2 separate regions of the Mus musculus genome follow, and region 1 is linked to region 2. The links are chromatin loops, found by intact Hi-C in ENCODE. Cell type or tissue: left cerebral cortex. All regions are shown on one strand.

The links. Hi-C counts contacts between places; a loop is a spot of excess contacts. Peaks named below come from ENCODE experiments on the same cell type or tissue, not always from the same donor. Only the 100,000 strongest peaks of a DNase experiment are listed, where the experiment ranks them.
Region 1: it touches region 2 in a loop (8-fold over the local background); 3 of 42 quality-filtered maps call a loop at or near these places.

The regions. Positions count from the first base shown.
Region 1 is chr16:62,411,726-62,416,725 of GRCm38, reverse strand. No RefSeq gene overlaps it. Among named protein-coding and RNA genes, the nearest start is that of Gm33797, 58 kb to the right of the region's middle. In left cerebral cortex, a CTCF peak has its summit at 1,997 (motif pointing right); a DNase peak (open chromatin) is centred at 2,008.
Region 2 is chr16:60,603,520-60,608,519 of GRCm38, reverse strand. Epha6 (Eph receptor A6) reads left to right here and starts at 2,989. Exons shown (of 18, transcript NM_007938.2): 1 at 2,989-3,656. The coding sequence starts at 3,272. It overlaps Gm9017 (a long non-coding RNA gene), which reads right to left and starts at 1,804. Exons shown (of 3, transcript XR_384917.4): 1 at 1,690-1,804. In left cerebral cortex, CTCF peaks have their summits at 2,009 and 3,293; DNase peaks (open chromatin) are centred at 2,048, 2,900, 3,216, 3,785 and 1 more place; H3K4me3 peaks cover 3,865 bases; H3K27ac peaks cover 2,967 bases.

The DNA.
Region 1 (5,000 bases), 1.8 Mb before region 2:
GACAAGCTGCTTGTAGACGAGGCAAGCCTTTATAATTCGTCATTCAAGTGAAGCACAAAGCTCTTAAAAAAAAAAAAACAAAGATTATGTAACCAAGTGTATTGTTTTCACGTTTTTTTCTAATTTTTTTACTGGTTATTTTATATATTTGCATTTCAGATGTTATCCCTCTTCCCAGTTTCCCCTCTGGAAACCTCCCTTCTTCCGCTGCCTCTTTGAGAGTGTTGCCCCATCCACTCACCCACTCCCTCTTCACCACTTTAGCATCCTCCTATGCTGGTCATCCAGCCTCCACAGGACCAAGGGCCTCTCCTCCCACTGATGCCAGATAAGGCAATCTTATGCTACATATGCGGCTGGAGCCACGGATCCTTCCATTTGTATCCCTTGGTTGGTAGTTTAGTCCCTAGGATTTTGGGATGGGGGGGGGTTATCCGGTTAGTTGAGATTCTTGTTCTTCCTATGAGGTTGCAAACCCCTTCAGCTCCTTCATTCTTTCCCCTGACTCTTCCATTGGGGTCTCTATGCTCAGTGCAATGGTTGGCTGTAAGCATCTGCATCTGCATTGGTCAGGCTCTGTCAATCTCTCAGGGAACAGCTATATCAGTCTCCTGTCAGCAAGAGCTTCTTAGCATCAGAAATAATGTCTGGGTTTGATGGGATGGATCTCTAGGTGGGGCAGTATCTGGATGGCCTTTCCTTCAGTCTCTCCTCCACTCTTTGTCCCTGCATTTCCTTTAGACAGGAACAATTCTAGTTTAAAATTTTTGAAATTTGTGTGTGGTCCCATCCCTCAACTGGGTGCAGTGTCTATCCAGTAGATATGGTCTGTACAGGTTTTATCTCCCCTTTGTTGGGTATTGGCTAATGTCATCCCAGTTGGGTCTGGGGAACCTCTCACCTTCCTAGCATCTGGAACTTTCTAGTGGTTAACCTCAGTTTCCCATCCCCCACTCCTCTCAAATTCCTGACATTCTGTCCTACTCCTTTCTGCTCCCACCTGAAGATGCAGGTATACCACTCCTGTGCATATACTCCAACATATAACAAGGACACATGCCCCACTATGTTCATAGCTGCCTTATTTATAGTAGTCGGAAGCTGGAAACAACCTAGATGTCCCGTAACAGAGGAATAGATACAGAAAATGTGGTATATTTACACAATGGAGAACTACTCAGCTATTAAAAACAAATACTTCATGAATTTCACAGGCAAATAGATGGAACTAGAAAATGTCATCCTGAGTGAGGTCACCCAGTCACAAAAAAAAAAAAAAAAGACAAATGGTACGTACTTACTGATAATTGGATATTAACCCAAAAGGTCAGAATACCCATGATACAACCCACAAACCATATGAAGTAGATCAAAGTGTGGGTGCTTCAGTTCTACTTAGAAGGGGAAACAAAATAATCAGGTAGAGAGAGGTAGAGAGAGGGAGGGACCTGGGAGGGAGAGAGAAGGTGGGGCGGGGGGAGGGGGGGCAGGATCAGGTACTGAAGCACAAAGTTTGAACCACTGTGTGGGGTGGTGCTGCTGCTGCTGCTGCTGCTGCTGCTGCTGGTGGTGGTGGTGGTGTGTGTTGTTGTTGTTGTTATGGTGGTGGTGGTAGTAATGGTGTTGGTAGTGATTTTATTACACTGAAAATATAATGAGTGTCCAGAAAACTCCAGTGTCTGTAGTAACTACATATCTTCTAAATTTATAATTGAAAATGGCTCATGCAAAGACCATTGTTTCTTCTTCTACGTTCATACACTTTTTTTTCTTCCCTTGTGTACATTAGTATCAATCAAAACTACATCCAGATCCAAATCTGGACTTTGTCATAATCCATCTGACTAATGTGCTGTTGAGGAACTGAAAACCACATGCATTTCAATTCAGGCAATACAGTAGACATTTCCACAGTGGATTTTTATAAGATGATTTTTTTTCCCCACTTCTAGGTGGTCCTGATCATGGACTACTATGCAGCACTCCTGGGATGTGGCCACTAGATGTCAGTAACACCCTCCCAACTGAGTGACAATTGAAAAAAGGTCTCCATCATTGCAGATGTCCCTTGAGTTAACCACACTGACAGGATGAAGTACCACTGAGATAAAGAAAGGTGTGAATCAAAACGGCTGGATAAGTCCACTGTCCCTGCATTCCCATTGGAGTGATTTGGTGCAACTCTTTGGATTTGGATTTTGACATTAACATGAAGTTTTCTAGCAGTTAATAGACTCATGACATCACACTGTTCTACAAATTGGCATGGTGACAGGAGTAAACCGTGAAGTTATTTTGTTTGTTCCATGAAATCTTAGCCTAGTGACTGTGCATAATAAATCTTTTGTTGTTGTTGTTGTTAATGTTATTATTGCCTTGGGACCCAAATGAAATGATAATGCACTTTTACACATTGTCCTACTTTCCCTATAGCAGAAGGGAATACTTGTCTTGGTCAGATATTTTGATGTTCTGTTTCTGACTACCCTAAGAACTGATTTTTCCAAAATTTGTTGTAGATGTTCCTGGAAAGATATCAATTGAGTGTTACCAACTGAAGAATATTCTACATATGGGAAATAGTCATAAGCATGTAAATTGTTTGCAATTTCACAGTTATGAACTTATGCTACTGAACATAACGGTAGTCTTTGACTAAGCCCTTCTTTCCATCCATTTTTCTCTCTTTCCTTCCTCCTAGCCTCTTCCTCCCCGCCCCCAGTTTGGCTTTGCTCCTATTTTCATCATTCTCCCCCTCTTCCTTTTTATGTTTTTCTACTTTCTCTCTTTCCCACTCTACATTCAGTTACCCATAAATTTCATAATAGAAATTTGTTAGCAATAAATAATATTAGAATCCATGAGCAAGGATCTATTTATGGGGATAACGCTTTAGCAACAGGTTCCACATCTTCTCTTTCTGTGAAGTCTCAGCTCAATTTCTTTGGCCTGAACCAGGGCATAGAAGAGGAATAAGCAATGGGTTAGCATGGTGATGCAGAGCTTCTTCTCTCATGTCCAGGACCTGCATGCACTCCCTCTGATAGCAATGAATCCAGTAAGTAATAGTGGAAAGAAAGAGGAGGGTATTTATTCAATGTGGCCACTTTGGAAACCAGGACAAAGAGATCCTATTGTTCCCACAAGCAAATCTTCTTGGTTGTGGTATGAAGTCAAGATTGAGCTAAGAATAAAAAGATTTACGTAAGTAAATAGTTTTGGTTAAGGTGTGGTCTTGCTCCATCATTGTCTTACTGTTTCAGGCACCACACATCCGCCAAAGAGGTCTAAAAATTGTAAATTATTTTCCAGAAGGTAAAATCTACTATGTAGAACCATCTGTTTATCCAACTCAATGTGAGATTTAGGGGAAGGTCAAGAAACTTGGAGTGGCTTGTTTCAAGACAGTGGCACTAGTGTCAGACCTACAGAGATAGTTAAATGCTTAGCACACATGAGGCCATGAGACCAATTTCCAGTGTTACTACCTCAAAAAAAAATCTCACAAAAATGAAATAACTAGAAAAAGCTAGATATTTTCATTTTTGTATTGAGCTAAGGTTATGGTAGAAATTTGATTTTAAAAAGCCATTGTCCACCATTCCTGTTTTCCACTTCCTCTCTTCTCTTTTTCCTTCCTTCCTCCCTCCTTCCCTCCCTCCCTCCCTCCCTCCCTCCCTCCCTCCCTCCCTCCCTCCCTCCCTCCCTCCCTCCCTTTCCTCCCTTCCTCACTACCTCCCACCTTCCCTCTGTCCCTCCATCTCTCTTTCCTTTTTTCCTTTTTTTTTTCTCATTTGCATTCATGAAAATTCCTGGAAAGAATCCGCACATGACGGTGAACCTTCTCCAAGGATGGCTGACTGACTAATAATGTATAGAACTCAGAATATTGTGGGTTTAGAGCCAAATAAACATCAGCTATCTTCTACTCTGTCAATAGACATTTTTTTCTATCTCTGTGTCTGATGTAACATCGTTGGCACTATTAGCATGCTCTTTTTGGAATTTATTAACAGACTTCTAACCCCCAGAACATCTCCAGCCTGTAGAAGAGATTTTCTCACTTTCTAAACGACTTTTCTACCTGATGTACCTACCAGTGTACTTGAAAAGTAAGCTGATTTGTGACATTCGTTATTTTGTTACTATACATTAATATTAAACGACAACTGTGCAGAATTTGGAGGCGATCTTCATCTGTGTTCTCAGGCGTGGTCACTCATTGGGTTGAGAACAAGACGGGAGAAAAGTGTTTTGGGGGCTCACAATTCATTATTTTTCTTTGTAGCTTCTCTTTTACCCTGAATCCATTGTAAGTGAATTTCTTTTTATTTTATTTTATTTTTATTATTATTAGGTACTTTCTTCATTCACATCTCCAGTGCTATTCCAAAAGTCCCCCATACCCTCGCCCCCACTCCTCCACCAACCCACTCCCACTTCATGGCCCTAGCGTTCCCCTGTACTGAGGCAGATAAAGTCTGCACGACCAATGGGCCTCTCTTTCCACTGATGGCCAACTAGGCCATCTTCTGATACATATGCAGCTAGAGACACGAACTCCAGGGGGCACTGGTTAGGTCATATTGTTGTTCCACCCATAAGGTTGCACATCCCCTCAGCTCCTTGAGTACTCTCTCTAGCTCCTCCATTGGGGGCCCTGTGATCCATCCAATAGCTGACTGTGAGCATCCACTTCTGTGTTTGCCAGGCCCAAGCATAGTCTCACAAGAGACAGCTCTATCAGGGTCTTTTCAGCAAAATCCCGCAATCCAGAGTGACCAACAACTGACTATTCTTCTGCTTCAGCCTCTCAGGAGGTGTTCTGGCCCAGGTGAGTTTTCTCTGCATTTCTGAAGGCAGATGGAGTTTTGTTAAGCTTCACAGGAAGGTTATAATATCAGCAGGAAAATTGCTTATCTCTTTTCATGTCACACGGAAATATAAAAATGAAGTGCTTTCCTGCCCCTTTAACAGTAGATCTGATTTTCTTTTTCTGT
Region 2 (5,000 bases):
TATTCACAGAGGCTCCATGCATGCTGCATGGGGTCTCACTGAGTTCCTATGCGTTCTGCTCATATTGGTTGAGAGGGCCTTATTATCTCTGTGCCCTCTTTCCCCTCTGGCTCTTATACTCTGCCTCTTCCTCCACCAGGTTCATTGACCTCTAAGAGGAGGAGTTTGATGTAGATGTCCCACCTAGTTTAGGGCTGAGTACTCCAAGGCAGGTTTATGAAGCACATTATTTTTATTCATACAAAATAGTTTACCATTAACTCTCCCCCGAGAGGAGAAAAGTCGGCATATGGAAAAAAAAAAACTTTAGAATGTATACATGTATGTATACTTGGTAAGGAACCTTTAGAATGTATATATGTATATATTCTTGGTAAGGAACCTTTAGAATGTAATACATGTATGTATACTTGGTGAGGATAGAAATGGACAAATTGATTTATTTAAAAAATGTTACTACCAAGTTGGAATTAATAGACAGACTCCAAGTCATGGCTCACTCTTCTATTAAAAGAATGTCCTTAAGACTGTCTATGATCAATGGTCATGACAAAAACTACCATGTCTTTATCTCTGAAAAAAAAAAAACAGTAAGAGACAGTATCAGAGTATTTCTAAACATATGACAGGTGCTTAATCCTGAAGTTTTTTTTCTTAAAAAGCTAAAATTAATAAGACAGTCATCATCTGCATACACAATACATATTCTGTGACGCTCTACCATGGCGTATTTAAACAAATAATTCAGACAAGGCAAACAGCTGATACAGGAGAAGTTCAGTTCCCTCAAATGTCAGAGTTATGTTGAAACTTCTGTTTCATACATTGCATTTTGCTGTGCAATTGAGCTTGAGACTTGGGAAGTGACACACACCTTTGTTTTTCTTCTTTTCCTTTCTTCGTTTTCTTTTCATTAGAATCACTCCCATTTAATATGATTTTTAGAAAAGCTTCTTACAGTTCAATTGTTTATAACCAACTCTTTCAAATTTACCATTCAAATAAAACACGAAAGCTTGAGTTTAGATGTTCATTTATAAATGTGATACTGATATTATGTTCATTTTTCCACTGAGCAAATGTACAAAAGAATTATGATTTATCATCAGTCCACCAACATATTCGTTATACACTCTGAAATCATTAGATAGGCAGAATGCCAGGTGCTGCACTCATGTAGAGTTTTACCTTACACCTGAGTGAGTAAACTAAATTGAATTTACAAGCACCTATGTCATTAGTTAGTATCAGTAACACTGGAAATATGAGTAGTGAAATCAGATTACCCTACTGTAAACACGAGTATAGGAACTCCATCTTTGTAGGTGTGATTTGCACGCATTTAAATTGGCATGGACATCTTTGAAAACAAGCTGTGTATGAATTCATAATGAGCGTGAGAGTAGCCACCAATCAGAAAGTGTCATTACCCTGTGGTTCCCACTTGCACGTTTCATTACTCTTTTGGATTCTGAGCTTTCCTTGCTCCTCTCTCTTTCCTTCTGATTGACTGTAAGGCATGGACTGAAATCCTTAAACTAGGATCCGAGCCACAAACAGCACTGAGCAGCGCGGAAATCCGAGGAAACCCTGCTTTCATTTCCAGCATTCCTGGTAAAACGTTGACCCTAGACCTACAACATTTAAGGTTCCTGTCACAACTATTCCCGACCTGAACCCTCCACCCACCTGAAAATTATCCTCTGAAATTCGCTTCACTTTTCTCCAGCGTCATCAAAAACCCTTCCTAGTGCTATTGAAGAAAGAAAAAGAAAAAGAAAAAAAAGCCTTACTCAGGCTTGATAATCTGCTCCTCTTCAATAAAGAAAACGATAATAATGTTAACAAATACACTACAGAAAATCCAACGCCAGTGATAAGCGCCTTAACAAACATTGTAAGTTTAACCTGAAAGCATCCTTCAGCTTTTTCCGCAGGTTTAGCCTGCTCTTCCACCTGCGAGCAGTGGAGGAATTTTTGTTGTCTACTAACCCCCTCTAGCGCCGAATTGGCTGCACCCGAGCCACAGCTGCTGTCAGACGGGAGATCGCTCGGCTCCACCGAGCTCAGCAGAGCTCTAGGGCCCTGCCCTCCACGCACCCCTCTCGGCCGGCAGCAGGGCGACAGCTTGGAGACTGCAGGTGGCAACACCACTTCCCATCAGCTAGTCCCGTGCCTCGGCCCAGGGCGGGGTCCCACCAAGTAAGTAGCCAGTGAACCGGCTTAGGAGAGCCCGGACCTGGGAGACAGGGTATTGAGAAGGGGCATCCGGAGCAAGGAGAGCGCACCGGCCCCCGCGGGCTGCCTTGGACTTGACCACGCACTGCTCAGACCTTGGGCTGCTCCCAGCTTCTAGCCCGACGCCACCGCGGAAAGGCAGACTTATCCAGGCCCCTGGAAGCCCCGCACCAAAGCTGCTATGAAGATGCTAATGACCTCCATGGCGAAGTCACCACCTTATGCGGAATGCTAAGACTTGGGGAAGCCAAGGCGCCAGGCACCAGTAGACTTCCAGCGCTCAGTGACTCCTCTCTGTAGCCTCTTCTCTCCCTATGCTTTCCAAGGACTCAGAACGGGAGAGGTGGCCACAAACCTCGGTGGCCAAGTTTGGGAGGCTAGCACTCAGACACGTCAGGGCTGACCACTACCTTCGCCAAGCTGTGCCCCGGGGCCAGGAGCGCTGACCTGCAACCCTCACCCTTTCTGGTAGCAGAAATGTCTCCAAGGGAAAGGTGGTGTCCAGAGCTGAGAGCACATCGTTACATGGGGGAGGGGGGACGCAAGTGCTTGGGGGACTAAGGTAGCTTCCGTGATACCCAATAAACAGCTGCTACGGCCGAGGGGGGCGGCGCAGATGCCGCCGAGTCGGTGGTCACGAGGCGACACTCAGCCCAGGCTACTCAGTCAAGAGGCTGAGTGCTCAGTCCGCCCCTCCCAGGGACCACTTGAGATCCCGCTGAGCCTCAGTCGCTGGGTTTCCCAGACACCAGACACATGAAAGTTCTGGATGCCCAGACTACCCTTACTATCTGCTGTGCCTCCTCTGCTCTGGGGTCTGTAAGTGCCCACTTGGATGCAGAGAGCACTTGGGTCCCCAGAACTGCACCTTCACTACCCGTCCAAACGTCCCTACCCATCCCCAGTACCGGCCTAGAGCCACCCTCCCCCGTCCACCATCCCCTCCCCCAAACTAGAGCCTGAGCTCGCTCTTGCGCGCGCGCTCTCCTGGGCCCAAGTGAATAGTCCTCGCTCGAGCGGGACACGGTGGTGGATGCAATTCCCCTCGCCTCCAGCCGCCAGGAGCTCCCCGGCGGCGCAGGCAGCATCGTCCCCGCAAGCAGCTGCTCCAGCACCTGGGCAGCCTGGACCCTCGTGCCCTGCGCACCGGGCCTCGCGCGGGGGGCGCCCCGGGACTTCCCCTGCGGACCGGGTGGAGGAGGAAGAGGAGGAGGAGGAAGAAGAAGAGAGCTTGGTTCAGGACCCCCACGCTACTAGGAACACCTGGCTGCGCTGCTGCCACTTCTTTTTAAGGAGGAGAAGAGAACCAACCAGAGCCATGGGGGGCTGCGAAGTCCGGGAATTTCTTTTGCAATTTGGTTTCTTCTTGCCCCTGCTAACGGCTTGGACCGGCGACTGCAGTCACGTCTCCAACCAAGGTAAGGGACAAACAGAAGGGTTGGAGGAGGGTGCCCCGAGTACACTTGTCCACTACTGCAGGTAACTTTGTCCCTGGGTCAGCTCCTCTGGACTTGCCACACTCTGAGTTCCAGGGAGCCCTGATTAGACCACCCGGGTCCAGCGGGCCCCTGGGGCTTTGATCTCTTCAGTCTCTTGAATTCTTTCTGAAGCTCAGACATCCTCAGCACTTGGGTTCCTTCCTGGCAGTTGCCTGATTGCTCCCACTTGCGCAGTCTCCACTGGAGGTCAAGCTTCATGGCACAGACCTAACTGCTTCATGGAGATCTTTCACTAAATGGCAACGTGTGGATTCTCTTCCACAGCAGATTACAAAAAAAAGGTCATGACTTTTTTCTATACACCTGTAACCAATGATCAGCCTGTTTTCCTCCAGTAACTATGGGTCGACCTTACCCTATCTTAGTTTCTGAACTCTACCATTTACTTCGTGAAAATATCCATAGAACAGATGCTCACGGATCGCTGTTAGTGCTTCTCTCTTCTGAAAGAACTGGGCAAACAAGTGTTAAATCTGAAATTCCAAGTTATGAATAATCGATTCATAAAGTCTAGTTGCTGTCCAATTTTTAGAGGACTTTATCAGTGGATAGTGGAAAGAGGAAGGCAAACATTGTGTGAGGGAAAAAAATGATGAGAAGCATGTAAAATATTTGAATATTTTCTTTACTTCCACTCAGTCTTCCATGAGATGTATCTATTTTGATCCCTGCTATGCATGTTTAAAGATATAGAAAACATTACCTGCATGTTCTTGATTGATTTTACACTAGGTATCAAACAGCCATAAAAGTTTTCCAGCAGGTACCTGGCTGGATGCTCTCACTGATACGGTAGGATCACCAATATGTCACCTGTTAGCAAAGACTCTCTACACAGACTTCAAATGTAATACAGTGTTGATCAGTTACGTTTTCCATTTATTATGGAAGATCTATGTGTAATGTTCTAGAGAACATTAGCTGAAAGTACAAATAGAGGTCAGATTATAGTGTGCTTTGTGTGTGATAGGTAGGAGGTTGAGGGAAGACAAGCCAAACATCGAAGGCTTACTTTTGTTATACTCGCGTATGGCCATATTATTTTATCTAGAAAGGAAATAGTTATCCAGATGTTCCTGTTTATAAGCAATACTATTGATGTGTTTTACTTATTACTTTTTATCTGACAAAATGCAATCACAATTTTTCTTTTGGTAAAAAAAAAAAAAAAAAAAAAAAAAAAAAAAAAAAAAAACGTTATCCCTGTGAGTTTGACATGTCACATAAGTGACAGTTATAATTCCACTCTCTTCAGACTGCATC